3 separate regions of the Mus musculus genome follow, and all the other regions are linked to region 1. Evidence: chromatin loops called from intact Hi-C (ENCODE). Cell type or tissue: heart. All regions are shown on one strand.

Region 1 (8,000 bases):
CTGGTGAACATAAGATTCCATCTTTGGTGTTTTATCTATGAACTCCTGAAATGGCCATCAGTATCCCCTCTCATGTGGAAAGAAAGGCCAATCTCTCTCATGTAGCCCCGGATACTAATTATTTTGTCTGTGTCTCGTGGGCATTTCACTATGCAACATTGCTTTCTGACAAAGTCACATGTCAGTCCAACCTTGGAAAGGACTTTTGGGACAGAACTTTCTTAAGGTATTTGCTTCAGGAGACAATGAATTCGCCATAATGCCACACAAACTATATCATAACCTAGATAATGTTGACATGGGGACTTGTGCACTGAGTGGATTGTCAGAGGCAACAGACCTCAAAGTCTCTAGATCTGTCTTCTTGGGAAGCAAAAAGAAGTTCCCCCGTAACACTGCAGTGAGCACTATGAGGGAAAGTGATTTGAAACTCTCAAGAAACTTGCGATGTACTTAGTAATACAGCACAAGGGTTTGGTAGATTTATACATAGTCCAACCATGCCTTTAAAACTCACTCTATGTCTACTTCTTAATCTGGATAAACCCAAGTTGTTCCACTAACAGAGTGAATAGATTCTTTATCTCTCAAAGAAAGAGAACAAAACAGCAGTGAGTGCCGAAACAACATCTGTTGGTCATTACAAAAATAAATAAATAAATTCATCCTGTGACAGTGGCTTCAAGGCCAAAAGTGATTGGTTCTTTGGCTTTTAACACAATTACCTACCAGAACCACAGGGTGTCAAGTAAACATAGATGAAGTCATTAAGTTGAGGCAGGAACCAAAGTAACACACTTCACCTATTAGTCTTAGGTCATTAAAACAGTGAGAGGTATTGGAAGAATGGCTCAATCCACGTAACTACTAATCAGTGCTCATTTCAGAATGAATTAAGCATTCCAATATTAGGTCATAGAATGTCAGCATTCTAATTATACTAATACTGTCCAGGGGAATCACACTATTGGCCATTTAGACTGATGGACTGATTTTCCTTCAAGGATTATAGGAACTCTTTTAAGAAACCTGAGCAATACTAAGTAATAGAGAACAAAGATTTGTTAGGTTTATACAAAGTCTGTTGTATAATTAAAGTAGCCATATTGTTAACAGATAGTGGTGGGAGCCTGAAGACCACAGAAAATGGTAATTTAGAAAAATTTGCTTTCAATTACTTTGCACCAGTTTCAGGTGTTACCTGTTATTCTTTTGGCCAAAGGACATTTTTGATAAATTACTAACATGCTGGTTTTAATATCTTTTCCAAAAACATGCAGGAAGGAATTTTCTCTGCTAAAGCAAAAAAAAAAAGTCTGAAAGAATTGGCTCAGGTATGTTAGTTAAGTCTAGATATACTATCTTGCATCTTAACTAGCTGCTTGCTTTCTTGTGAAAAACAACTCATTCACATCAGTGGACAGAATAAATGAGCATGCTTCAGGTTGAATCTATTAATATATTAGAACAAAGAAGACGGCATCCGATCAATAGCACTTACACAGCATGAGTGATTTGCTATACATGGTCTATGTGATTGACCTACCTTAAGGTTTTTCATCCTAACAACCAACATTCATGCTTAGTTTATGGATGAGGAAATTGAAGCCTGAAGTCTTGCCCAACTGTACACTGTATTAGGTAGCAGAAGCCCAGGTCTTAGCCACAGGATTGGAGCCCTGGAATCTGCATTCTTACCCATACTCTTTACTTCAACTCTCTGTGAAAAACATTTCAATTTCCTGTTCCTATATTTGTACTGCAGGTGAATTATAAATGATATCCAATGGCTTATGGCTGACACTTAGATGCATGAGATCTCCTGAACAAGAATAATTCCACATTAGTAACTGTAATTGATTTATCCAATGTTAGTTGCTTTCCAACTGAAAATAATATGTGCCTTTGTTTTGTGTGTGTGCAGATGTGGATGTATGACAGTAATTTGCTTTTGAGCCCCCTTTTACAAGGGGCCAGAGTGAAAGTGAATTATACTACATGCTTTATAGAGGTCCTGGATTTCTTTGATTTATTTTTCCCATTTTTAATGATCATTATCGCCATATGAATGATCCTATTTGCATGCAAGATGATTTCTAATGATTATAACTATTTGTAATAGTCTGCATCAGAAAGCCCCCTCGCTAGCTCTTACCTGCTCTGCAAAGGGCCCCAGTGGGCTCTCTGGGAAACACCAAATATCATAAACTGCAGGTGGCTCATAGAATGAATCTAACTGCAAGCAATAGCACTTCATAGTAATGAAAGAGAAGTGTATTTATTTCTTAACTAAGTAGGTAAATAGCCTTCTTTATTGTTAATCCTTGGGGAGCCACACTTTTGAAAATAACATCAAATGGGAGGCTGTCAAACCTCATTGGTTTATAGTCAATTGTTTCAGACGGCTTTGCTTCTGGGGGACGCTGGATCAAGGGTTCATTGTAGCACGCATTAGTGAAAGTATTTTCCAAATTTAAAAAAAAAAGGGGGTATCATATACCAGTGAAGTACTGCATCTGCAAAAGACGACACGCAATAGTGACTTCACATGGGGACAGCGCAGCTGTCTAGGGAACCAGATCATTGCTACCCTTTGCTTTTACTATAGAGGCTTCCTTCCACACATGATGTTAGAAGGCCCTTCAACAAGGGAACCCAGGCACTTCAAAAGTCACAAAAACTTACTTGCTTACAACAGTCAAATGTAAATAAGATTTAAAGGGCAATCCTTCCCCTCAATCAGGAAATTAAGCATATTTTTTAAAGATTTGATTTTGCTCATATTTTAGAGCTAAAAAACCTATGATAGAAAATTATGAAGTTGTTAACTACAAATCAATTACAAGACACCCGTGCATGCATACACACACACACACACACACACACACACACACACAGACACACACACTTATGAAGCTACCGGATGTTATTGCCAATTAAAATATAAAAACATACAGGCCAACTGTAGTCATTTACTCCTCCCAGACCATGCCACAGGGAAGCCCACATGTTGATTTCCAGCCTTTCTCTAGTCTGTATTCCTCTCCACCCCTGGGCTTCTTTTCAATGCTATTGTTACAAGGGTTACTGCTCCTCTTATTTGCATAAGTGATTCTTCAACTACAGACATTTCCCTACCAAAAAAAAAAAAACTCCGGTTCTCCAAAATAGTGCTTTTCACAGAAAGGCTCCCCAAAGGCATACTAAATGAAAGAGAAATGTGAGTTTGTATAAAAGCCAGGAGACTCTTTCACAAATGATTTTTCTTAAAAGCAAATACTAGTATTATTTTTACAGTTTTGCTTCTAAAGAAGAGGACTTGTTTATACCAGATTTCTGAAGAGTAAGATGTCAAGGAGTTAACAATTATATTTATGACATTGGCCCTTTCACTGTGTTCACATATGCAGAGAGCTCCCAGAACGAAGAAAATAGGAGAGGAAACTCTATTTCTACACTTTCTGATATGCAACATAAATATTATTATTCCCCATGTGGAAATTCAACAGGCTTTTGTCTTTACTGCTGTAGCATTTCCTATAAAAATACATTCATTTCTAGGCTCTATTATTTAAATATGACCTGATTCACAGTACACCTAGTTCCAGCTCCTTGATCACAACAATGAAGTGATGGTGTGTGGGCCGCAATGGAGCTGACTTCCTCAGCAGAGAGTGTGCGTGTTTACACGGTGCTTTGCATAAACCATCTTCAAACAAGGTCAGCATTTAGCACACTTCCTTTAGCTGCAAAAGGGTTAACCAGTAAGGTTTGCATTTTGAGAATGTTCTGAATCCTGCTCCTCCCTCTCTGGCTCTGCTGCCAAAAACCATCTGACAGGAAACGGAAGATTAAGTTTGTCCTACCTAGGCGAACAAAGAGTGCTCTGAACGAGCTCCCACTTCACTGCAGAGCGGGAACTTTTCTAATCCCGCTGGAATCTGCAGCGCTGCTCTGAAAGTACCATGGAGAAAGTTGTTCTCTTTCCTCTAACATCTTGTCCCTGGATCATCTCGCTTTGGCCACACTGTCCATCCAAAAGGGTTGACGGGAAAGCTCCAGACATAATCATGTGGAAAATGGACATTATTGATTCCTATGGCCCATTGTTCCCCCATGCTAAGTCCCTGAAGTTCAAGTTCAATCTGGAATTACATCATGTCTGGTTTCTCCTGGTTACCAGACGGCTTGAGACGTGACCACAGCTACAGAAAAAACAAACAGCCTTCTTCACGCTTCGGCTCCCCTATCGATTCAAACGTAAACTTTTTTTCTTTCTCTCAAGTATGCTTCAAGTATGGAGCATGGTTAATTTAGAGATTAAGTTCCAAATTAGATTATCTAATGGCATCTTAATGGATTGCTGACCCATTTCCTGTGGGATGGCAGCATGCAAGTCTGGCTGGAATACAATTAATTTCTTAGGAAGTGTTCTGAAGAGTTTGTCTAGATAAAAAGGAAACGGCCAGTTGGACAAATCTCTCTTTATAAATGGAGAAAGGTAGGCGAAAATGATGTCTCAACACTGCTTCCAATAGCCAGATCAGAGACAGAGACACTGTGTGTGTGTGTGTGTGTGTGTGTGTGTGTGTGTGTGTGTGTGTGTGTGAGCGAGTGAGTGAAAACCATTTCGGATAATCTGAATAAAATACTACCGCCTTCAGTTTTGCTCTCCCAACAGGTGCAAATGATGCTGATGAGGACAGAAAGTCACTGCTTTCACGAGACTATTCAAAGCAAAGGATGACAACAGCAGCTGCCCTGGTACCAAACCCTGCTCAGATGCAACCTTAGATTTCATAATTCTCAGCCTTGAACCAAGGACTCACCTATGCCACCTAGCTTGTCAGCATTTCTATTAGTCCTGGAGTGGTGCTAGGGCCCCAGGATGCTGTATAAAAATGTGAACACTTTAGAGCCAACAGCTGAAAAGAAGATTCAGAGATGGGAATCCAGCTTCCCCTCCTCCCCCCAGCCCCCCAAACACACACACACACACCACCACCACCATCCCAAGGAACTTCAGAAACAACCCAGCTGCCCCGGACTGCAGTTTTGTGTCAAGATAAGAAATCCTGAGCAGGAAATGCTAACCTAGGAGACATGCCAGGATAGTCTAAATAATGCTGAAGTAAACAGTAGCTTAATTCTATAGGAACAGGACTGTCCACATACATGCATCGCATGTGACACTTACCTGTCTACATAAACGTACACGTGTGAATGCAGTTTGCAACCTACTGAAAATTATCTTTAAGTTTTTGGTTTTTAGTCTTTCGATAGAGAACATACATTTTATAAAGAAAAGCAGTGTTTCACAATAACTACTGAGCATGCCATGCACACGGCTGCCCCTTTGCTTTGCCCTCCCCCTGACCAGCCAGATCCAAATAACCTTTACTGGCTGCTAAACTTCTCTTGGGAAATCAAGCAACTCTCTGGAATTGCAGTAATAAACGACAATTTCTTACAAAAACACGTGTAAAGTAATGGCAGGATGAAGCATTCAACTCAAAGAGAGGAACTGGGAACACATGGAACATGGAAAACCACTGATAAAAGTCTCTTTGGTGCCATTCAATTATGGCATCATAAGCAGGAAAAAAAAAATCCTCCCAATTATTTCAGTCAAATCTTCATTTCTTCATTATTTCAGGGGCTGAGCAAATGGTTCGTGTAAACATATCCTTCTGTAACACACTCGTGTTTATTTTAGCCATCTGAAGGCTTCTTCTGTTTATATAAGCCATCAAACACATACAACTACTCACTTGTGGCTTTGCGTTTTCTTAAAGGGGTGGAAGGGCGAGAAGGGAAGAGGAAACGGTCAATCCAGCGTCTCTTTTGCATAAATCACCCATCCAGTGTTTCAAAATAACTTATATTTTTATTATTCTCAGATTGTCCTCCAGCGTTCTTTTTGCATTCGATTACACTGTCCCTTCGTATCTGAGAGTGCCAGAGTCAGGCTAGGGTCTAAAGAGAGCAAGTAACTGTTCTGTGTTCACACCCACACAACTCACGTGTGCAAAAACAACAGAACTTGTGCATGGATGGAAGAGGAAAAGAACAGTTGCAGTGCCTTGCCATCACCTATAGTCCTCCTAGAAGGTGAATCCACCGACAGACAAGGAAGCGAGACCTTCAGCATTTTATTCTGCATCAACCCTACCAAGGAAGCATTTGCTTAGGCGGGAAATGTCACTCTCTCTAGATTTCAGTAAGCCCTTACTTAGCTTTGTGATTGTATATGCCTGCAACACACACAAAGCGGGAGGGGGAGGGAGACTGATTCACACATGCTAAGTTCGAAGCAAGAAAACCCCTGAAGATTGTAACCTAGAAGGTCAGTGGAAGCTTGACCCAAGAGTCAGCTTTGGTGCCGGAGGGGGTTTCTGAGCTGGGGTTGGATGTGGCAGGCAGATAGCTCTCTAGCTCACACAGGATGCACACAGTTCCTGTCATTTCAACCCTCCAAAGAAGCTGCATTTGATAGGGAAGCATGTCGAGGGGGCAAGTGGTCCAGGCAAGAAAGAAAGCAGAGAGGACAAACCAGGTGGCAGCACGCACAATTCCAACAAAAGAAAGCAAATCCAAATGCCTGCTTTGCTCTGGCCTTCCTATGGACAGCAGTGCTCTCAGCCTTCCTAAGGCTGTGACCCCTCTTATACAGTTCCTCATGTTATGTTGCCCCTACCCATAATATTACTTTCACTGCTACTTCATAACTGTAACTTTGCTACTGTAGTGAATTGTAATGTAAATATCTGATATACAGGATATCTGATATGCAACTCCCAAAGGGGTCACAACCCATATAGGTTGTGATCTCCAGTCTCCATGATTACCTTTATGCATAAACATTTGTGCACGTGTGTGTGTGAGTGTGTGTGTGTATAAAACAACAAAAATCAAAGAAAAAGAGGCTATCAATGAGAGTAGAGGACCATGGGGGACTGGAGAGTGGGTAGCTGGGAGAGGCTGGAGGGAAAGAAGGAAAAAGGAAAGTGATCTAGTTCTATTTTAAGTCAAAATATAATCATCAACAACAACAACCATGAGAAAAACAACGAGGAGTTACCACAACAAGCATGAACTATGGCCTGTTCTTTATCTACCATATTAAAGCTCAGTCATTCATGCCTCTGGCTGAAAAATCCGCTCTTTCCCTAATATTGTCCTACTACTAAGATGACTCTACACCTTCGGTTGTCCCAGTCTCTCTTGAAAGTGACAGTGGTACAGGCAGTTAGGATTTGTCTTCTCAGTATTCTATCTAGAAATGAAAATCCATCAAGTTTTAAAAACAACTTCAGGGCACCATTTATAAATCATGTGTAGGCCAACTTGTCCCAAACTCGAGACTCGCCTGCCTCAGCCTCCTCCATGCTGGGACTAAAAGCAAGCTCCACCACATCCTGCAGTCATGTCTGTCTTTGAGAATGGTAGCAAAGCAAAGCAGATTGCTGTCTCATCTGTCCACACTTATTTTGAACTGTGATGTACAGACTCAAAATTGCTGTGAGTGTGACCAAGACAGTACTTAGGACAGCCCCAACCCTGCCCCTGACTCAGTGAGTCCCTGCAGAATGTATAGATACACCTGAAACGCCAACTATGTCCCTTCTTGAAGCGTGGCAAGAAGAGCAGATGCAACCCAGAGAGAACTCCCAGTCTTTGCTGGTCAGTCAGGCCATCTCACATGGTTATCCACTAATTCAATGGAAGATTAGTATCCTCAGAGAAGGAGAATAAATGAAATCAATAAATTCTGGTAGTCCTCCTCCTCGCTGATTCATTATGATCTGAAGCTGCTTGCCCACATCAACTTTCTTGATGAGAATGGGAGCTTCAAGATGAACAGTGCTTCTGCAAGGGCTGTCAGTGACTGTGGTCACTCTTTCCCGTGTGTGGGTTATCTTTTCTTTTGGGGTACACCAAGTTCTGATTCCAGAACTACTCACCCCAAATCACCAAAGTTTCACATCACTTTGGTTTCA
Region 2 (8,000 bases), 58 kb before region 1:
CATCTTCATCTGCCAACTCATATCTATTCACCTTTCAAAGTTCCCTATGCAAATAATTGTTCTAACATGAACAAACTTATCAGGCAAAGGGTTAGCACCTAATTGTGCCACTTTCCTCTTCCTCAAAGGTGATCAGCCAGTATGCTCTTTCATATGGGCTACCTAACAGCTTTAAAAACACGCTCATCTCTCCATAATCCCCTAGTACCATCCTAGCACCTCTCCACCTATGTCTGTGGAGGTTAAGATGACTACCCAGCTTACCCTTTTATATTCCTTCCTCTGCTCCTTTCCTGCCAGCTCTGCACATTGCAATCAAAGGATTCACAGGTCAGTAACTCTTAGCTGTACTCACTATAAAATAAAGGCAACTGCACAGAGAAAGCTTTTCATCTCTTACCTAGTAACCCTCACCTTCCTACACATTCATACAAGTATCACACACAAACCACACACACCGATCTTAAGGTACACTGGAATCTTTCAGTCTTTTGTACCTTCCATGGGGTCTTCTATCTTCCCATGGATTCTATCATCTGCCCCCTCCTCTCTGGTTATGTGCTGTCTTCCTTTCTTCTTGTTGTGACGTGAATAAAAAATGTCCCTCATAGGTTCATGAATCTTTTAATGACTACATCTCTTTGGAAAGAAAAAGATTACCAAATTTTGATGCATGCTGTATATGGTGCTAGACAAACACCTCAAGGCTTCAAAGTGTAATAATAACTTACTAGCTCTGGGGAAGGATTAAATAGGATTATATGATAAAGATTCTAGCTCTGTGCTAGATATGTGATACCCTAATATTAAATATCACCTTTCACTCCCTTGATCCCTCATCTGATAACAAGAAATGAAAATGATCTCAAGAAGTAAACAAGTGATGTATTAAAAACAAGTGACCAAAATATAAATGGTAAGATCCCAGGATCCTGAGGAGTTCAAAAAAGTCATTAAGACTCTGAAGTGGCAGAATGACATAGTGGCATGTGCTCAGGAACAATGAAAGTACAAGGAGACAAGTGGTGCACAAATCTAGACTTTCTAGAATAGAGACACATCAGTCACAGTGAAGGCCACAGCACTTGGATAAGACCTCCTTGGGTTGCAGACAGAGGTGGGCGAGTAATGGAATGTGGGAAGTAGGTGTTCACTTGGTAGATGTAAAAACAGGAACAAAGGATGCAGGGGATTCCAAGAACCAGTGGGAGGCTATGTTGCCTGGGGCAGGTACTCACAGCAGACAAGGCTAGGAGAGCATTTCAGAACCAAGCATGTCAAGTCTTCTGTGTCAATAAATGGAATTTCAACGTTGCTCTTTAAAAAAAAAAACTGAAAATACACACAAGTACAAGTCTAGATGTGCTACAATCATCTCAAATATCTATTTAGAAAGAAGGTATGTAAATGTATAGATACTATTCCACAATTGAGCACCTATGCTTGCTGAAAAATAAGACATCAGGGAAGAAAGGAAGAAAGGGAGTAAGGAAAGAATGGCTCTTGGCAGACACTCTATACCTTATAAAGATTTATTGTTGGTGTGGATATGCAGATGCATATCTCTCTATCTTTGTTACTGTGCTATTGCTCCATGACCATCACAAAAGCAATTTATAGAAGAGTTTACTTTGGGATTATGGTTACAGAGGAGAAAAGTCCGTGACAGCAAAGTAGAAGTGGCAGGTAGCAAATGTTGGGAGCAGCAGCTAAGTGTTGATATCTCAAGTGGCAAGCAGGAAACAGAAAAGAGTTAACTTGAAATAGTTCAAGGCTTTGAGAATTTCAAAGCTAGTTGCTAATAGTATACCTCCTCCAACAAGACCACACCTCCTAGTCCTTCCCAAACATTTCCATCAACTTAGAAATAGAAAAAATAAAGGAGAGTTGTCTTGAAACAATGGTAATGGGAGAGATTTAATAAATGGAAATGACAGAAACTGCCATTTTTGTATGCACACGTTATGTAAGGAGGGATGAAAGAGAACAGAAGTGAAAATAGGTGGAGAGGAAAGGAACATGTATGTGAGTGAGGAGAGAGAGGGTGGGAAATGGATTTCTAGATAGTGTTTTTTTAATTGGGCCCTGCCAATATCTATTCAGCCTGTATTAATTCCAGGAATCTTGGAAGGAATCTTCCAGGGACTTTCAGACCTTGAGAAACATCTGCACAGAATTGACACCTTCCAGTTCCTAATAGGTTTTAAACAGGGTGTCATCATGTCAACAATTGACAGGTCTGATGTTTAAAGTGATTTGTTATCAATGTCATCTGTGCAGTAAGATTGTAATGTTTGAAAGGTATCAACCCCGCTCAGGGAAATGGAACAGAATAACACACAGGGGTGTCTCAGGTAGCATTGGAACTGTATCTTGAAGAGTATCAGATTAAAGAAAGGCTTGTAACCCAGCAGTGGTGGCGCACACCTTTAATCCCAGCATTTGGGAGACAGAGACAGGCGGATTTCTGAGTTCGAGGTCAGCCTGGTTTACAGAGTGAGTTCCAGGACAGCCAAGGCTACACAGAGAAACCCTGTCTCGGAAAAAGGAAAGAAAGAAAGAAAGAAAGAGAAGAAAGAAAGAAAGAAAGAAAGAAAGAAAGAAAGAAAGAAAGAAAGAAAGAAAGAAAGAAAGAAAGAGAAGAAAGAAAGAAAGAAAGAAAGAAAGAAAGAAAGAAAGAAAGAAAGAAAGAAAAGCGAAGAGAAGAGAAGAAAGAAAGAAAGAAAGAAAGAAAGAAAGAAAGGAAGGAAACAAAAAGAAAGAGGGAGGGAAGGAGGGAGGGAGGAAGGAAGGAAGGAAGGAAGGAAGGAAGAAAGAAAGAAAGAAAGAAAGAAAGAAAGAAAGAAAGAAAGAAAGAAAGAAAAAAGAAAGGCACTGTAGCAAAGGAAGCAGGGTATTGAGTAAAGAAAGCCCTGAGATAGAAGGCCTAATGATTCCACCAATGGTGAAAGACTTCAGGGCTGGAATGCAAAAAACCTCTGGAAACTCCAGGAGACTGCAGTAGAGAGATGAGTTCTCTCCCTCACAGGACTGAAGCCGAGAGAAGAGGGGAGGACCTAGATAAATATAGGAATTTATATACACATGAATTTTGAAGGTGTTAAGAAATGGCACTCACACCCTAGTTATGCCACACATGTCTGATTCTGTGACACCAGACAACTTTATTTAACCTTACTTTCAACTTCTAAAATAAATAATAAGAAGGCTTGGCTCAAACACCAGCAACTGGCCAAATGTGAAACCCTGCAAAGTCCTAGATGGTTTTAGCTTCTTTTCATTGCCTTTTCAAGCTTCTCTTCCAACCACTTGCTTCAATTCCTCTGCCCAAAATGACCAGTATCAGTTTGTATTGGTCATGATTTCTTTGGGAGAATACTTCATTTTAAATTACTGATCCCGCTGCCACCTCAAATCTCTGCATATCTATTTGTGCCTATCTCACAGCTACATACATCGCCACAAGTCCTTGCTGTTTTGTCCCTGTAGGTTTGAAACCAGGCTACCTTTTGCCCCTAGATCAACCTACACTCTCTAATTCCCATGGCCACCAAGTATATACCAAGCTTCTACTGTAGTGTGTGGGTAAAAGAATGTGTGAGGTTCCTTTGAGAGTCTGACTATTGTTTGCCGGACCTGGGAACCTCCTCCAATCTCAGCATCTATCCTCCCTCCTCTCAGCCCAAACTGCTTCCTGTCAATCATCCTGGAACACTGAGTGCCTGTGGGACAATTTTGTCTACAGGATGTTTGTCTGAAGGCAATGCCTTGCCAAGACTCAAAGCTCAAGGCTTCCGCTGACAATCCAAACACCACCAGAGTAAGAAAAGGGGTAAGCCCTTGGGCAGTTCTTTTAATGCCAAATAAGGTCTACTTATATTCAAAAATAGCAACAGGTTATCTGAGCTTCAGGACTCCAAAGGTTAGAAAATCTGGTCTTTTAAACCCTGAGCCCCAGAGAATTAAAATAGAGATTTCCAAGAGTGGATACTAAAAGCACATCCTTAAAACACCATTAGCATATCTTCTAGTGCATTTCCATTAGTGATCAACTCCTATCTTTATTAAAAAAAAACCTCAACTGGACTGTTCCAAGGATAGATAACTAACTATTAAATCATGAAGTAAAAGCATTTGCAAGATATATAGGTAGAAACCCAAGGTGTTCCGCCAAAGCTAAGGACAGGCCCAACAATGTGGAGTCACAAGATAAGTTCCTGAAATCATTTCCAAATTTGTGTGTTATCTAAGAAATGTTGGATCTTCACTGATTAGGAGGCTCACTCCTAAAGCAAGAAAGGTTGAAAAATGGCTTTAACATTGTGATATGTGTTCCTTAGGAAATCTATAAGCATTGTCCTGTATATAAGCAATCAAGAGTCTTCAATTGTCCAAGTCACTCAGTAGTTTCTGACAGGTTACTTGAGGGTTCTTGATGCCTTTATCCTATAGTATCCAAGCAATTTCTAAACAGGGATTTTTGAACCTCTATGTGCTTATCAGTTCATAGTCATAGTCTACAGTTCTGAGTAACTGACCATTATAATCTCTATGATGTTAATTTTCCCTGTGAAAATGGATCACAAATTTCATTATATTGTCACAAAGTATAAAAGAGACCAAGTGGGAAACATACTTATCACATCAGAGGTATTCAATAAGTGGGAACTTAAGAGAATGCCAAAGGCAGGAGAAATAATGTTAAAACGGGTTTTGAAGTGGATCTGTTGGCCACTTTCAACCTCTTTAAGCGAGAAGTTGTAGTTCTCATATGTGAAAGCAAGTCACACACAATTTCAGTTGAAACTGTTTACAGCTGAGATAGATAAAGATGATCCAAATGCATGATGGATCTGGATGTGGATACATGCATGCAGCAATCATGGAAACATTTGGAAGGGAAAGAGAAAGTTAGTGGCCAGCCTGTGCTATGTAGTAAAACACTTCCTCCATACAATCAAATAAATGTACTACATAAATGACCCTAATTAACAATATGAACTAACCAGTACCCCCCAGAGCTTGTGTCTCTAGTTGCATATGTATCAGAGGATGGCCTAGTCGGCCATCAATGGGATGAGAGGCCCTTGGTCTTGCGAAGATTATATGCCCCAGTATAGGGGAATGCTGTCCAGGAAACTGGAGTGGGTGGGTTGGGGAGCAGGGCGGGGGGGAGGGTATAGGGGACTTTTGGAGAGGAAACTAGGAAAGGGGATAGCAGTGAAATGTAAACGAAGAAAATATCTAATAAATAAAAAATTAATGTTGAAAAAAACAAAAATAAATGACCCTACTTTTAAGACTCATTCATCAAACGGGATACATACTCCTGAGCAGAAATAAGAACAAAAACTACAATAGCTGCTTTTCCTCTGGAGCATTAATAGATACCATCTGCAGGCTTACATTGTCCTGCGGAGGACAAGCTGATGGTACCAGGTAGGTAATAAGTTTATGCCACTCATTTAACTTCTGGCTTGATCTCAATGTGTTGCTCAATTGCTCCTCAAGAAAACCCATGTCTGGCTTATTACAAGAACTTGTTTCATCTGTTTCCCGTATGAATCTGTGTCACAGAAGACAGAGTTTCAGAAAGTTGATTAAACTGAGCAACGGGAGGCTCTGAATTAGTAGGCTATGTAGAAGAGGAAATCATGTCACTTTAACGTTAAAATAATACCAGTTAGAACTAGTTTTATCACTTTTCATGTATTAGATTGCTAGGGGAAAATTAACCTAGGGCACTGGAGGATACAAGGATAAGATCACACATAGGCAGCATACAGTGGTGGTAGTAAAAACTCAGGGAAGACTTTTAAAACCAGTCCAAAAATCTGTAGCAGAATCATTCAAATAGTATGAAAAATTGGGGCCCAGCAGTTTTCAGTGCTGGGTTATCTTATGATGTAAGTAGAACTACCTCCAAAGGTCCATAGAGAGGACTACTCCTCAGATTGCCATAATGATAAGAGGCCAATTAACATGGAAATACACCTATGTTTAGTGTCTTAGTGTAGCACAGTAAAAAATAATACTTAAGTAAACCGGGATATCAACATACATTTCAGAGCCATTGGGAATCATATTTTCAAAGAGTATTTTGTAGCATGGAAAAATAACAACGATACAAGCTAACCCGGAAAACAAACCAGGATATCACAGTTACTTGAATGTGCTCTGTAATACATCATGAATTCTTGTATTGTGTTGGGGGTGTGGCTAAGCAATAAACATTCATATCAGGAAAAGTAACCTCACATTCACAGCTAAGCTGTTAAGGCAGCCAATACCAAAGCAACGGTGTTTTTGAAATCCAAGAGTCACCTTGTCCCTTTTCCTGCTGCTACCACAAATGTAAAGGTACAAGCTAGAAGAGAGCTAGGGTGTGGAGGGAAAATGGCTGCTTTCCTCCCCTTGCTGGGGTCCATATTGCTTTATCAAAGCAAACTGCAAAGTGTCCTGAAGCCATATGGGAGATGTACTCCTTCCCAGCTGCAAAGGGAACATTTGTAGAACAGAAAACACCAGAAATCACAATACATCCTTAGTCATAGCAAAATGGAAAGCACATAAAATATTTAAAACCTGAAGTGGAGATTTCATTTTAAAACATTTTAATTGCCAGAACAGAGCTGTTGAAACTCTTTTAGAACTCAGAGATGAGCAGCAGTTGGGAGGGAAGTGGAGGGGGGGGGGGTGGAAATGAAAGAATGAAAGAAAAAGAACAGCCGTTCCGTGAGAAAACCATTGCTTGCAAATGACAAAAAGAAATTGAGGGATTTTAGCTGAATTGTGTTTTGTTTCTTGTATAAGTTTTGGTGCAGTAAAATGTGGCACGTTTTGTACTGTATGTTCTTTCAGAAAAGCCAAACAAACCAACCATCGTGGTTTCGAAGGAACAAGGCCTCTCCTTTCTCATGTTTCAACTACGCAGCCTCCAGTTGGGCTGGGGACCGTATCATATATCATAAATCACTCTCTGATAGATATTTGGCAAGCAGTCAGCACCCCGGGCTATGCAACAACGTACAGTATGGAAAATTTTTAAGGTGGAATCTTGATTTTGTAACTTAAGGACTTAATAGCATCTCAAAACATTTTACTACTTCCTGGTACACACATACAAAAAGCCAGGGAAGCAAAATTCTCCATATGGTTTTTGGTTTTATAGGATATATACACAATAAGCTATACAACTGGAAACCTGGAGGCATATTCTCCTGTTGGTGTGACTCCAGTGAAAATGGAAACAGAAATTAGCGAGCGTGGTCCCAACCTAGCTCCTGAGACACTCACATCATCAGAACCGCTTGGAAATATCCCTCCACCCACAGTTAACTGCTCCACACTTCAGAATCCCCAGGAAGGGAGAAGATTTTACTGTAGGGTAATAATATGCTGTCAAAGGTACCATGAGGGATTTCAACAGGAATGGCTAGAAGCTGACAGGAGTCACTGAAATCCCCAGTAGGGCCTTTCCCCTGACTCCAGCTTAAATCCGGGTTTCTCAGGCCCCTGCACAGTCTCTCTCTTCCACCTTCTCAAATTCACATATTCTACTTCAGGCCTCTTTCAACAAATTATGCTTTTAAAAAAAAATGTATGCTACATTTAACCCCTAAATGACAGCGTTTATGAAACTCTAGGAGCTGATAGAGAGAATTCCTCAGCTCCCAGCCAAGTCATTGCCGGCTCTTCTGTACACAGAGGGGTTAACGCTGGGTGTTTGGACGTGCACGGGAATGTTCTCAGTGTTCCCAGGCAGAGAGAGGCTAAACAGAAAGAAGGGAAACTCAGACTGTGTGGTATGGCATTGTGCTCTCAAAAAAGAAAAAAATCAATGCATGAAAAACAAGAGAAAGAAACTGAATAAAGCTATATTGGAATTCAAAATAAATGCTGCTTTTTTGGTTGTTGTTGTTTTGTTGTTGCTTCAGTTGTTCACAAATTAGCCATAGTTGGAGCAACCTACATATAAAATGTATGATACTCTTGATTTA
Region 3 (8,000 bases), 130 kb after region 1:
CACTGCTACGCTGGTCCCTCTCCTGACATCTACATAGGCTTAACTGAGACTTAGTGCCGAAGGTTTAAGACTCCTTTTCAGTAAATAATCTGACTGGATTGCTGAGACAACAAGCAAGTTCATGTAGCTTTTGTTCAACATGGCTATCTCATCCTAAAAATATGACATACCAGTACCTGTGCAGGTGGAAGGGTTCTAACTTTAGTGGGTGGCTAATACTTCAGCCACCTTATGCTATGCCGATACCCAGAAGCATCACTTGGGCCTGAAAGGAACGGACGGGGGCAGGGGGCTTTACTATGGAGAGGAAGTCTAGAGCAGGACCAGAAGGAGCACCTGGCCTTAGTGCACACCACCACTCAATCTCCGGGCTGGAGCTCTGCAAACCTGAGACTTTTCTGCTGTTGCTCTTGTCTTATTTCAGAGTATCTGTGTGTGTGTTGGTTTGGATTTTTTTTCTAAAATAACTTCTATTAAATTTGTTCTTTGAAAATGTCAGACAAGTAGGTAAGTTATCCTGGGTACCCCCAACCCTCCTCTTAGCTCCCCCAGTCCATTCTCAATACCACGTCCTACCACCCCAACCTCCCAAACCTCTTCAGCCCAAGTACCCTTTCCCAAGTCTGTGGGTGTTATGGTTTTGTGGCCACTGTGATGATAGTTTCTATCCGCTGGAGTCTGCTACAGTGAGTACAAGGAATTTTGAATAACATTCAGACAAAAGCTAAATGCATTTTATTTAAGTTCACAACAAAGAATAACTAATTGATATCTTATTATTTCCTAAAAGGAACCTGAACTGCAATCCCAAGACTTGGCTAAACACTTGAAAACACATTTATAATGTACTGTTAATGAAAACCCAGGAATAACTATGTCTCCATCCATATTCCTGTAACAATGTTCCTTATAGAAACTCACACGTGTGGAAAAGACATGATCTTTCTATATAGAGCTATCTCCTAACAGCCTAAGTAAACTGTCAGTCTTATGAATTGATGGTTTTCTATAATGTTGATTATGGATTTTGTTTCCTACTGTACTCTTCAAGACTGACCGCAACAAAGAAGCCTCCTTCCACAGCTTCTTTCTGTCCTCCAGAGAAATTCACTCTTAATGTCACCCTGAAACCTCTGTCAGCGACCTCTCTAGTTTAGGATGGAAATTAAAACTGTCTGTTGCTTAAGTTATGTTATCAGAAGATTACACTACAACCAAATATTCTGACACAGTGAACATAAGTGAAACTGGACTGAAATGAGCCATCTTCATTTAGGCTTAGGACAGCATGGTATAATTGTATGTTCCCTTAGAATCCTGCCCGTCCATGTTGACTGACTCAAGAGGGGAGCCACCCCCCTCCCTTCATGAACCAGGCCGTGTCAGTCTTCACTTTGCGGCTAGGATTAAATCCCAGGGCATTTTACATCCTATTTAATGAACGAGGAGACGTTTTTCCGTACGGTGTCATTGTTTCGCTACTTCCCATGTTTATTTGGACAGATTCATAGCACTGGGTAGGAAATGTATTGGATGGCAACTTCAGTTTTGGAAGAGAAAGTAAACACATGCTGATTAGCAAACAGTAAGCTCTACTGGGTTTAATTTTGGCTTCTCTTAAAAAAAAAAATCCAGTATTTGGTGTGTGTTCCAAGTAGGAGCGTTTGTCCTCGAGTTCTCTCCTAGCCCCTTCCTGGAGAACATCCAGATTTTCCCCTCTCCCTCTCTCTCCCTCTCTCCTCCCCCCTCCCCCCTTCCATCTCCCCTCTCCCCTTCTCCCTAGTCCCCTCTCCCCCCTCCCACCTCCTTATCTCCTATATACCCTCACACTGGAAAACGCACTTCGGCCTATGCTATCCTCTTGGCAGAGACTTGCTAGGCAGCCCAACAGTAGGGCCACTGACCCATACACCACACTGTAGGCTACGGACCACATAGACAGAAGAAATTCTTTCCAGACTGAATAAGTTCAAAGGTTTAAAATAAAATCACAGTTCTGAAAGTTCTAGAAAGAAACTATCATGTCTGAGAAAAGACACTGGTTATTATGACAACATACAGCTTCCATTTCTCATTTGTCTCGTCTTCTGACTTTACTGTGCCTGCCCCAACCCCCAAGTTCTATTCTGCATGTTGCACATGCTCAACTGTCTTTTACTCCTCCCTTGCAAAACCATTCCAAGCATTATCACTGAAAACGTGCCCAGGGACAGAGCACACAAGAAAAACCATGGGCCCAGAGAGATGCACCATCCACTGTACACACTATCTTTCGTTACCCCTGTACTGTTTCTCAGAACATTAAGTTGGTATTTTGCCTTTTCACTACACAGAATTACTCCTCATAACTAGACCTCCAGAATGCTTCTGAGTGTGCAAATCGTTGTTTCCACATATAAGATGGGAAACTAAGTCATCCTGAAGTGCAGCAATGCCTGGAATGGCCCAAGAGAAGAAGCTAGCACCATCTGTTGATGGCCCACAGTGGGTCTTCATTTATTCAGATCTCCTGTTTTCCTCCAAGTTCTAGGCACAGACAGATATGAATTCTACTATATTTGAGGCCTTGGAATAAAGAGCACAAAATGACTCAAGCTCTAACCCCTCATGAGGCTAACACTCTAGCAAGCCTCAGGAACAGTAATAAAGACCGAAATTCGTATCGCATGAGAGGTAGTTCCAGGGCAACCAGTTTGGGAGGTGGGAGAGGAATGACAAAGAGATATGAGACTCTGTAGGCACAGGTAACTTGGACAGACTTGGGACAAAATAAGGAAGCAAGAGGAATCTGCAACTCTCCAGGGAAAGAGAGATTCCAGAACACAAACACCAGAGACCCATGAATGCTAGATGGTGGTGACATGGTCAGTTTCAGTGTAACATAAGAAAGCAGGCAACATTGTAACAGAGCTTAGGCAAACTGTTGCAGAAGAGGTAAGATGGGGCCAAGCTGTAAGGTACCTAGAAGTCATGGTTATATGTTGAAGCTGCAACCACGTAGGAATTTGCTAGCAAGCGATAGGTATGTGCATTCACTACACTGTATAATAAGCATTCAAAATCCTCTGCCTTAGAAGCAATGAAAGTCTCTCTCTACTTCCCCTGCCTCATAGAAGCTCTAAGTGCACAAGCAGGGGCCCCGGAACTAGATCTGTATACTCTCTGGAACACTTTCACACTGCACTGCTCTGTGCAGGGCAATACAAAGGGGTTGTTAGAGAGCATCTAGTACTGAAGGGCCACCGAAAGCATTTCCTTCTGCAAAGCCCTGCAGCCTAGGCCCACATCCGCCTGGGCCAATCCATTTGCTCTCAAACAAAGGTAGGAAATGGCTGCATCCTCGTATTTCATTGTGGGCTCATGAGTCAGGGCTTTGGAATTGGTGTCTTTGGGAGTGAGTGTCTATTCACCACGTCTCTTGCCACAAGGGGAAGAAAGCACAGATAAACAATAACACAGTTTCACCCAACTGAAATAGCAACCCATGGACTTCTCAAAAATAAACCAAGTTCAGTTCCTGGTTTCTTTTCTTTCCCTCTCTCTATTGGTTCTTAATCCTCAGTCCCCATTCCCCTTGTTTCCCAAACAACCTGAGGTCAGTTAGTGGTGAAAGTCCATCAAGGGATAAGTATTGTGAAGCTGTTGAGTTATATAGCACAGCTTTTAATAAGAAAGGATGTTACTGCTGATTGTTCAAGTATGCTAACGAACGCATCCCATTAACAGGCATCGTAAGAAATCTCCTTAAAATGCAAAATAAATCTCAATCATTTAACAAGTTATTGTCAGAGTGCTACAGAGAAGAACATTAATTTATCTTTAAAAACTTTTATTTACACAGAGAGCAAGACAAGAAAACCATGTCTCTCTCTCTCTCTCTCTCTCTCTCTCTCTCTCTCTCTCTCTCTCTCTCTCCCTCTGTGTGTGTGTGTGTGTGTGTGTGTGTGTGTGTGTGTATGTGTGTGTGTGTGTACAAGCAACTGTACACACATCAAGAGTGCTGCCATTCTAAATCTACAGGTGCAGGTCAATAGACCTATAAGCAATTGTTATCAGGAAAAGGTATGACTCATAGGTGGTCAGTGTACCCTCCCCCCATTTCTGGTGAAAGTTAAAAAGACAATTGCTTTTTTATGTAATCTAACATCACACGCCCGTGGTTAACTAAGATAGAAATGGAAGGAAGAGACAAAGAAGACAGTTCTAATGAGAATGGGAAGGAGCCTGTGTCCTAACCTCAGACATGTAAATGCTAGGTGTGGTCTCTACAGCTGCAATTCCAGCTCTGGGGAGGATCAGGCAGGAGCATCCTCAGTTTCAAGTCAGCCTGAGATATATAGTAAGAAACCAGCCCCCTAAACTCCAAAAAAAGGTGCATAAGCCTAGCCATCCAAACATCTGTTAAATTACTTCTATGATGGCATCCATGTGGTCAGTGCAGCATGACCACAACACATCAGCGTGATTATGAAAAAAGAAGTTTAGCAACAGGATATTTCTACCCGAGAAAGTATAAACTCTCTTCCAAATATTGGAGAGATCTGGTGTTTTCTACCCGGGCAGAATGGATTGTGAAAACAATGAAAAATATTCTCTAGAGAAGCAGAATGGAGAAGTTTATGTGCTACGAGAGTATTCACTCCACTCTCCCAGCCTAGAAATAAACTGCGAGACGGTCGGTGGCAGGAACGAAGAAGAATATGATCTTGAAAGGGGATAGGGGAAAACGGCGATTACAAAACAGGAATGCAGTTCTCACTCCTATTCGCGTTTGTCTTTCCATCACAAACTAGACTTACAAGTTTATGACTCTCCATATTGACACCTTTTCAAATAATATGCTGGACAAGTTATAAAGTCTCATCACACGTATAAATTCTGAATATCAATGATCATGTGTAGCCTTGGAAATATTTTAAATTTCCTTCAACAAAGCTGGGGCTAATACTTGGCGATTTTCTAAGAGACTGGACTGCCCCACTGAGGACAATAACCCACTGCAGACTTTGCTGGGCATGTGTGAGCCACTCTTCTACCTAGTTCTCTATTCAGACATGTAGAATGCTTCCATTTTGAAGCATATGGCTGGGGAGTCAAAAGAATTTAAATTGCCTTCAAAATGTGCATCGCATTATAAATGGTGCGAAAAAAGATCTCACTATTCAGCTCTCAACTTGGAGCATAAAGCATAGAAGCAACACAAGACTGCTTCAAACTTTGTCCAAAAACTCAACAGCTTCACTTGTTTATAGAGAGACAAAAGTATGCAACACAGTTTATAAAACAAGAACGATACACTGTATGCAAAAGTAAAGTTAAAAGCAAAGTATAGTAACAGCCCTATCTCATCACAAACACTTGGCAGCCTGTCTAAAGTACTATGGTCAAAAACATGATACCGTCTGTGTTGTACTTCTGCCAGAAAGCACTCCCGAAGTCGCAGTCTCTTTAGCCATCATCGCCACCTCATTTGGCAACCTCTCCCAAGCCTCAGTTCATCTACTCAAAATCACCCCTTAGAAACACAGAAGGCAGACAGAGCGTTCTCCTCGATCCACAGTCGGCAAGTCGAGTGGCTTTGGCCAGGGCATAGTAAGATACAGTTCTGAAGTGAGAAAGCCAGGACCAACTCTTCTTTATCCTCAAAGTCTCTCTGTGCATCAAGTTGAGCAGGGACACCTTCCACTAGGGATGCTCAACACTAGGGATCAGTCCAAAGGCTTTCTCTCAACCAGCAGAAAAAGAAGGCCACGTGGGTGGTGCACACAGAGACCAAATACACTTCCAGGAGATGAGGGCCAGATATACTGGGCCATTCCCTGCCCATTCTCTGTTTTCAGAGCTGAGCTACTGAACTATGAACACGGTATCTGTACTTCTACCTACATGTTTCTACAGTACCAGGTTGATACTAAAAACGAGACAAGTCAGGAATGCTAACCAAGCCCTGGGTAATAGGTAGATAAATACAATTTCTTCTTTTTGTTTTGTTTTGTTTTGTTTTTCCAAGACAGGGTTTCTCTGTAGCCCTGGCTGTCCTAGAACTCACTCTGTAGGCCACATTGACCTCGAACTCAGAAATCCGCCTGCCTCTGCCTCCCAAGTGCTAGGATTAAAGGTGTGCGCCACCACTGCCCAGCGATAAATACAGTTTCTAAATATCAGCATTTCTGGGTCCACATGGCACTGGTAACTAGGATATGGTGGTGTGCAACAGGCAAATATAAATGTGGTGAAGGACAGATGAGTGATGGGCAGGGACCAGCTGCATGAGTTATTAATTTTCACTGGGCATGAAAAGATTGGCTCCCAGGTTCTCCTGCAATCCCATGCCTCCTAAGGAACATATTACATAATTCAAAAACACAGATCTTCTCATCGTAAGTTTACAGCTTGCCATATTTCCCAGAACATAAACAATAATTAACAACAAATTTCATAGTTCTCCCCCCTCTTTTCTTCAAGAAACCTTCCACTTTGAAATGTAGATACAGAAGCGTCTCTTGGATCAGCGCCCATAAACATACGCTTTCAAAGGAATAATATGTACAGGTTAGTCTGCTGTGTACCAGATGTAAGAAAAGCCAAATTCAAAAACAAAAATATCAGCATTCAGCAGAGAAATAAAATTTAAATTAAATCCCATTCTTCCTCTCCTTATAGATGCAGAATCTAAAAGAAAAAAAAATCACAACTGGAATTGTTAAACTTGTTTCCTGCAGAAGAAAAAAGTTCAGCTTGGCACAAGACTCCATTCTTCATATACATTAGAATATAAGCTATGGCCACACGATCCTGAATGCACCCAATCTCCTCTGATCTCAGAAGCTAAGCAGGGTCGAACTTGGTTCATACTTTGACCAAGTAAGATGGTCATTTTTAAACTGGTCTCTTTGACTGGACTTCTACCACACGCTGGTATTTAAAGAGAATTTTTAGGAAAAGACTAGAACATTCCAAATGCAGAGCTTATCAGGAAATTCAGGCAGGGAAGATAAAAAGCTATAATGTTCATATCGGTATCAGGTCTTGAATATGGAAAAACTCTATGAAGATTAAAAAATTCAAATTCTCTGCAATTATAACTGGTGAGTCCTAATTTATCAGAGTGTTTGGAATGCAAAATGAGCACATTATCTGTACGTTGCCAGAACTGATATATCCTCTTAGATGCAAGGACATGCATGAGAGTACTATAAACATACTACAAATACCCACGAGCTGAAGGAAACTGGGGAGTCCAAAGCTGAGGCTGCACTCCTGATTCTCCTACGTCCCTCCAAGAACTTGGCCAGAGTTACCAGTGAGGTCCGGGAAGGAGCAGCAGACTGGGGCTTTGGACCACCCGTGCTTAACCTTTGCGGGGCCTCATGATCTTTCTCCGTGTTGTATACATCAGAGATGTCACTGGAGCGAAAGCCAAGTTTTAATTTAGAATTTAATAAAAATTGATTAAGCATCACAGAGCAGAGACAAAGCTGCTCCATAAATCTCCCGGCCCTTTTTGTGCTAGGAAGAAAGCAAGTACTGTCTGCTGAAGCAGATGACAGATGCTGGCTTAAAGATAAGTATTATTTATACTTCTCTACCAGATTTCTTCTTATGCATATCTTATCATGCATGGGTATATGATCAACAAAGAAATTATTTTATATCAGTCAAGCACGTTTGCATGTGCTCTTCCCTCCATGGGAATGGCTTTAAAGAGTTCATTCAAGCTCAGAGTTCAATTAAAGCAAGATGGAGGAGAAGGGAAGTTTTAAAAGAAAAATAAACATTCAAATGGTTGTTCCTTGAAATGCACTTTTACACAGAGGCTAATGAATATATATGCACCGAAAATAACTTTGTTCTGAACATATGCCTATGCATTTTAAATAAATGATGCATGTTTGAAAGATAGGAGCGTTTACCAAATCTAAACACATCAAGATATAGCTATATTAAACCGAAGTTATTTGTATAGTATGTTGGTTAGGAGACAGTACCTTGAAAGGAAT

The links. Peaks named below come from ENCODE experiments on the same cell type or tissue, not always from the same donor. Only the 100,000 strongest peaks of a DNase experiment are listed, where the experiment ranks them.
Region 2: a loop joins it to region 1, with 4 times the contacts of the local background. A loop is called at or near these places in 2 of 42 quality-filtered maps.
Region 3: a loop joins it to region 1, with 1.9 times the contacts of the local background. A loop is called at or near these places in 3 of 42 quality-filtered maps.

What each region holds. Positions count from the first base shown.
Region 1 is chr4:82,300,550-82,308,549 of GRCm38, forward strand. The region is part of intron 11 of Nfib (nuclear factor I/B); the gene reads right to left. Among named protein-coding and RNA genes, the nearest start is that of Nfib, 200 kb to the right of the region's middle. In heart, no CTCF peak of the experiment used is centred here; a DNase peak (open chromatin) is centred at 3,932; H3K27ac peaks cover 2,961 bases.
Region 2 is chr4:82,242,741-82,250,740 of GRCm38, forward strand. No RefSeq gene overlaps it. Among named protein-coding and RNA genes, the nearest start is that of Gm11264, 180 kb to the left of the region's middle. In heart, no CTCF peak of the experiment used is centred here; a DNase peak (open chromatin) is centred at 3,791; H3K27ac peaks cover 1,916 bases.
Region 3 is chr4:82,432,633-82,440,632 of GRCm38, forward strand. The region is part of intron 2 of Nfib (nuclear factor I/B); the gene reads right to left. Among named protein-coding and RNA genes, the nearest start is that of Nfib, 69 kb to the right of the region's middle. In heart, a CTCF peak has its summit at 3,421; DNase peaks (open chromatin) are centred at 1,409, 3,319 and 5,619; H3K27ac peaks cover 2,549 bases.